Linked DNA regions of Mus musculus: region 2 is linked to region 1. Evidence: chromatin loops called from intact Hi-C (ENCODE). Cell type or tissue: gastrocnemius. All regions are shown on one strand.

Evidence for each region. Hi-C counts contacts between places; a loop is a spot of excess contacts. Peaks named below come from ENCODE experiments on the same cell type or tissue, not always from the same donor. Only the 100,000 strongest peaks of a DNase experiment are listed, where the experiment ranks them.
Region 2: it touches region 1 in a loop (6-fold over the local background); 21 of 42 quality-filtered maps call a loop at or near these places.

The regions. Positions count from the first base shown.
Region 1 is chr2:93,476,489-93,478,988 of GRCm38, reverse strand. No RefSeq gene overlaps it. Among named protein-coding and RNA genes, the nearest start is that of Cd82, 15 kb to the right of the region's middle. In gastrocnemius, a CTCF peak has its summit at 1,231 (motif pointing right); DNase peaks (open chromatin) are centred at 1,261 and 2,370.
Region 2 is chr2:93,810,879-93,813,378 of GRCm38, reverse strand. It overlaps Ext2 (exostosin glycosyltransferase 2), which reads left to right. Exons shown (of 14, transcript NM_010163.3): 3 at 1,393-1,482. Among named protein-coding and RNA genes, the nearest start is that of Ext2, 10 kb to the left of the region's middle. In gastrocnemius, a CTCF peak has its summit at 1,298 (motif pointing right); a DNase peak (open chromatin) is centred at 1,326; H3K27ac peaks cover 1,614 bases.

The DNA.
Region 1 (2,500 bases):
CCAGGGTGAGACTAAAGGCCCAGCCCACACACAGGAATCTCTAGTTCTCAACTCAGCAAACAAAGGAGCTGCAGGCCCAGTGTGGGATGTGGGACTGGCTTACCCAGCTCTGTCCTCCAGCAAGGTGTGGTCACGGCAACAGGGTGGGTCCCTCTGAGTCTGAGCTCATGTCCAAGACCACCAACCCAATGGAGCAAGACCCTTCTAATGACACCAAATCTTATGAGGCAGCTTCCCTCCCCTCCCTCTCTCCTTTCTGTCTTCTTCCCCTCCCTTCCCTCCCCTCTCTCTCCCTCCCTTCCATCCCCCTCCCCCATCCTTCCTTTCCTTGGCTGCTTCTTTGTTCCTTCCCTTCGTCTCTTTCTTCTTTCCATCTAGATAATTAACAGATGTTGTCAGGTGGTCATTGAGGCTGGGCCATGCCAGGTTCAACACCAACCAAAGGAGGCAGAGGCAGAGGCAGCCATGAACTTATAGAGTTTTTATAGTGGTGAAGAGGTAGGGCAGCAGATAGGTAAACACAGAGAGGTCACTGGAGTGCCTGTGAGACGGCCGGCTGCTAACTGTGCTTGTGGCTGAGCCTAATGACCTGAGCTTGATCTGCATGGTGGAAGGAGAGAACTGTCGTCCTCTGACCTTTGTATATGAACTGTGGCATGCATGGGTACACATGCACACACCCACACACACATACACACATACCCACACACACGCACAAACACACACATACATACATGAAGGGGTATTGGAGAAGACACCCTAATGTATGTCCTTTTAGAGGGGAGATACTCCAGGCAGTGCAAGGGCCCTGGGGCTGCCACCAACCTGGTTCATGTGAGACACAGAGGAAGTCCAGAGCTCCTGGGCTGTGGTCAGTAAGGAGAGAGGAGGAGTTGCCAATGGGGTGAAGGGAGCAGTCCCAGCCCAGGTGAACAGGGTCAACCTAGGCCAGAAAGCCTATAGGTAGAACAGAACTGTGTCTCAACCCTCAGCAGATGTTCCAGATGCTCAAGAGAACTGGGCAGGTGTCTGGGCTGGAGACGTGCAGAGGATGGAGCGATGGAACGTGAGGCGTGATTGCCTGCATTCTTGTGGATGGGTTGTCAGGGAGTCTGGTGCCTCAATGGTGTAGTTAAATCTTAATTTTCTGAGGTCAGGCCTGGTGGTGCAACCACAAAACAAAACAAACAAAAAGAAGTGACCAAGCTGGAGTGGTGCAATTCCCAATGTGACCGCCAGGTGGCAGAACCCCAGCAGCTGTCCTAGCTCCAGGCAGCCTTGGCTCAGTGCTGGGTTCCGACAGCCTACATGAGTGACGGTCCCTGGTCAGCCTGGTAGCACTGACCACCAGGAAGTGAGGACTGATCTATTAAGATGGATCCCTGGAACTTTCGTTATCTTTGGACTTTTAGATTTTACCATGTGCGTATCTGTCCGTGTGTTAGTCAGGATCTGGCTGTGTAGAGCAGACTGGCCTCAAACCTGACTCAGTTTCTCAAGTGTGCCTTACAGGTGTCTACCACCACACCCAATATCTGCTTTGGTTTCACCACCGGCTAGTAGCATGACCTTAAACCTACTTAAGTTTCCTCATGCCCCAATGTCCCCATCCACATACAACCTTATAGGGTTGGTGGATAGACTTTAAAAAGCTGACACCCTGAGTGTATAGATTGGGCTCTCAGTTATCACAAGGTCTTATTGCCTCTCAACAGGAAAAGGAATCTAAGCCAGGGAAACACAGCAGAGAAAGAGCAAGGCACAACCAGAGCCAGCACGGGAGGTGGAGGTCACCCGTGCCCAGCCCTGATCTGGACACTGCAGCACACAGGAGTGATCCTGGCTGAAGACCACTCACCTCCTGGAGCTGGAAGGATGGCTGAGGAGGGCGGGGCAGATAGAGGTGGGGACTATGGTATCACACCGAGAATAGCAGAGGAGCCAGACCCGGGAGTCGATATCAGATAGAGGAGCCTGGGGTTCCAGAAAAAGAAGTGTCTGTTTCTTCCTTTGGGGACGCTTGAAAGAACAACAGAATCTATCGATGACACATAAGGCACTGGGCACTCATGCATGCTATCTCGATAAAGAGTCAGGGGTCTCAGGGGAAAGGGGTCTGAAGGTCAAAGAGGAAGCCGCTTTCTCTAGGCCATACTGCTGAAAGCTGACAGCAGCAGATGTAGACCTTCTGAGGCTTCCAGCTCCTTCTCCAAGGGATGAGGACCTAGGAAGAGTGTGTGGGAGCAGTGCTGACCAGCACAGGCGGCGATGACCTCAGGGGCTTGGCTTCACTTCTCTTCTGGAATCCGGACATTGGGCGAGGTCCCAGCTTGCGTGTCCTGGGAGCTACGGAGGCCTGGCCCAGAGTTAATTACCAGTGGGAGGACAGTTTGAGAGTGGTGACTTTGGGGTTCAGGCTAGTGTCCCTTCACAGACATCTGGTCCACTCTCAGGAGACTAGGGAGTGGCTCTGAGTTGGGTGGAGGTTGACTATAGATGG
Region 2 (2,500 bases), 330 kb before region 1:
AGAGCCGAGGGGGGTGATCTGAAGGGAATGGGCGTGGCTTTGTCTGTCTCACACGTTTGTAAGTGACTGAAGTAGCCGGAGGTCTGTGCGGTTAGCGCCAGCTGGGGTCTGCCATCCTGTGCTGTGCCACAGCCTGGGCTTCATGGAGTTTAGAGCTAAGGAAGGCTTTTCTGTACGTCTCCTTTTAGATTAAAATCCTCCATTCCATGCTCTGGGGTCATTCCTGTTTACTCAGCAAAAGAAATGTAAGATTTGTTACATACTCTATTTCTAAGAGGTAACAACTATTACTGTTTAAATGAGCTTATTAAATCTTTTTTTAATGTATAAAATTGCTAGGTGTGTATAGTATAAACATTTTTTTTTTTTTGGTGGCCAGGAATGGCAATATGTGATCATAATGTATAGACGCTTCATTTCTCATAATGCGTTGTGAATATCTTTCCAAATAATTTCAAGGTGTGTGTGTGTGTGCGTGTGTGTGTTTGTGCATGCATGCACATGCACAAAGGCATGCATGCACACATACACACATATACATACGCTCATATACACACATAATGCCTATGCAAAGCTCAGAGGTGGATGTTGGGTGTCTTTATCACCCTCTACCTTAATTATTAATTAATTAGTTTTTGAGACAGGTCTCTCACTGAATCTGGAGCCCCTGGGATCCTCCCTCCCGTCTCTGCCTCCCCAGGCATGGGGTTCTAGGCACATGCCACTGTACCTGGCTTTTGTGTAGATGCTGAGACTTGAACTCAGGGCCTCATGCTTATTCAGCAAACACTTTACTGACTGAGTCATCGCCCCAGCCCGTCGCTGTTTTTTATACAATTCTGAACACTGCGTAGCACTCCGTTTTATAGATATTCTGTAATATAGTGAATCAGTCTTCCGTAGTTTATTTACTTTTCCTTTAAATTTTAACTTATTTAAATGTGTATGGATGTTCTGCCTTCATGTATGTTTGTGTACTACACGTCTGCCTGGTATCCTCACAGGCCAGAAGAGAGCATTGGATCCCCTGTAACTGGAGTTACAGACGGTTGTGAGCCCCCATGTGTGTGCTGGGGTTAGAACCTGGGTCCTCTGGAAGAGCAGTCAGTGCTCCTAACCATTGAGCCATCTCTCCAGGCCTCCTTTTGTTTCTTGAGCATTTAGGTGGGTTTCAGGGTTGTTTTTTTGTTCTATGTAGCAGACAAGCTGGAAGTATACATCTTTCTAATTTTGTATTTGTCCCTTTGGGGCTTATCTTGCACCTGAGAAGCAGGCCTTACTGTTGCGGCTACGTATACTTGTGTCCAGCAGGTGGCGCTGTTTCAGGCTGGGCCAGTTTGTACTCATTGCTTCATGGTTGTGGATTTTCTCAGTTGTTTATTTTCTCAATAGGTGGGATCGAGGAACAAATCACCTGCTGTTCAATATGTTGCCTGGAGCTCCCCCAGATTACAACACTGCCCTGGATGTCCCCAGAGACAGGTGAGCATTGGGAGGCTGCCCACAGTGGATTTCTGAGGATTGGGTCAGTTAAATGGGAATCATTTGTTCCCACAAAACTAGATTCCTAGATGGGTATGGTGGTGCACTCACACCTTTAATCCCAACACTCAGGAGGCAGAGGCAGGCACATCTCTGAGGTTGAGGCCAGCTTGGTCTACAAAGTGAGTTCCAGGACAGCCAGGACTACACAGAGTAGCCCTGTCTTGAAAAAACAAACAAACAAACAAACAAACAAGGTTCCTGAGCCTGCTGGGATATATTTTATGATTGGAATTGTTCATTAATCTGGAAAACCTTCTTAGGCGCTCCCTCCCTTAAGACAGAAATGCTAAACCTGTGGGAACCTGTGGAAACAGGTGGAGCTGTGGTCCTGGGTCAGCTCTAAGAGCTGTCTTGTTTTCCTAGTCTGGGCTAGTGTTAGTTTCAAGTGTAGCAGCTGAGTTTCCAAGCCAGCCAGGTTCAGGATTAATGGTGCCCGTGCTTTCTGAGTGTGGGCTCATTTGCCAAAAGTGGTTCTGCAGCTTCTGAGGAGAGATGGGTGGATGAAGCCGTGAGTATTTAAAGTCTGCTCTGTGCTCCCTGCGGTGTGTGTGGCTCAGCACCCGCCCAAGAGCTCTGGATTCACGAATGAAAGACACACACACACACACACACACACACACACACACACACAAAACCTTCATAATTAATATGCCTTAGCTAGCTCAACCTCCCTGCGGCTAGCACACACTCCCCTCCTGCATTCCAGAGTTAACATTTTCTAAATCTATATTTATCTTTGCTGCCCTGTTTCCTTCTGGCCAGCTCTCCCATGGGGCCGTTTCCCCTTTGCACCTACATTTCGGCTGGCTGTCTCACCCTCCTGCTCCTTCACAGCGTGGTCCATCCAAAGCCCCTCTCGTGGCTAAATCCCTTCTTCTCCCTATCCTGCATTTCTTGTCTGGGAATCCTAAAGGTCCTGCCTCTGTCTCTGCTCAGCCAGTGGCCGTTGGCAGCT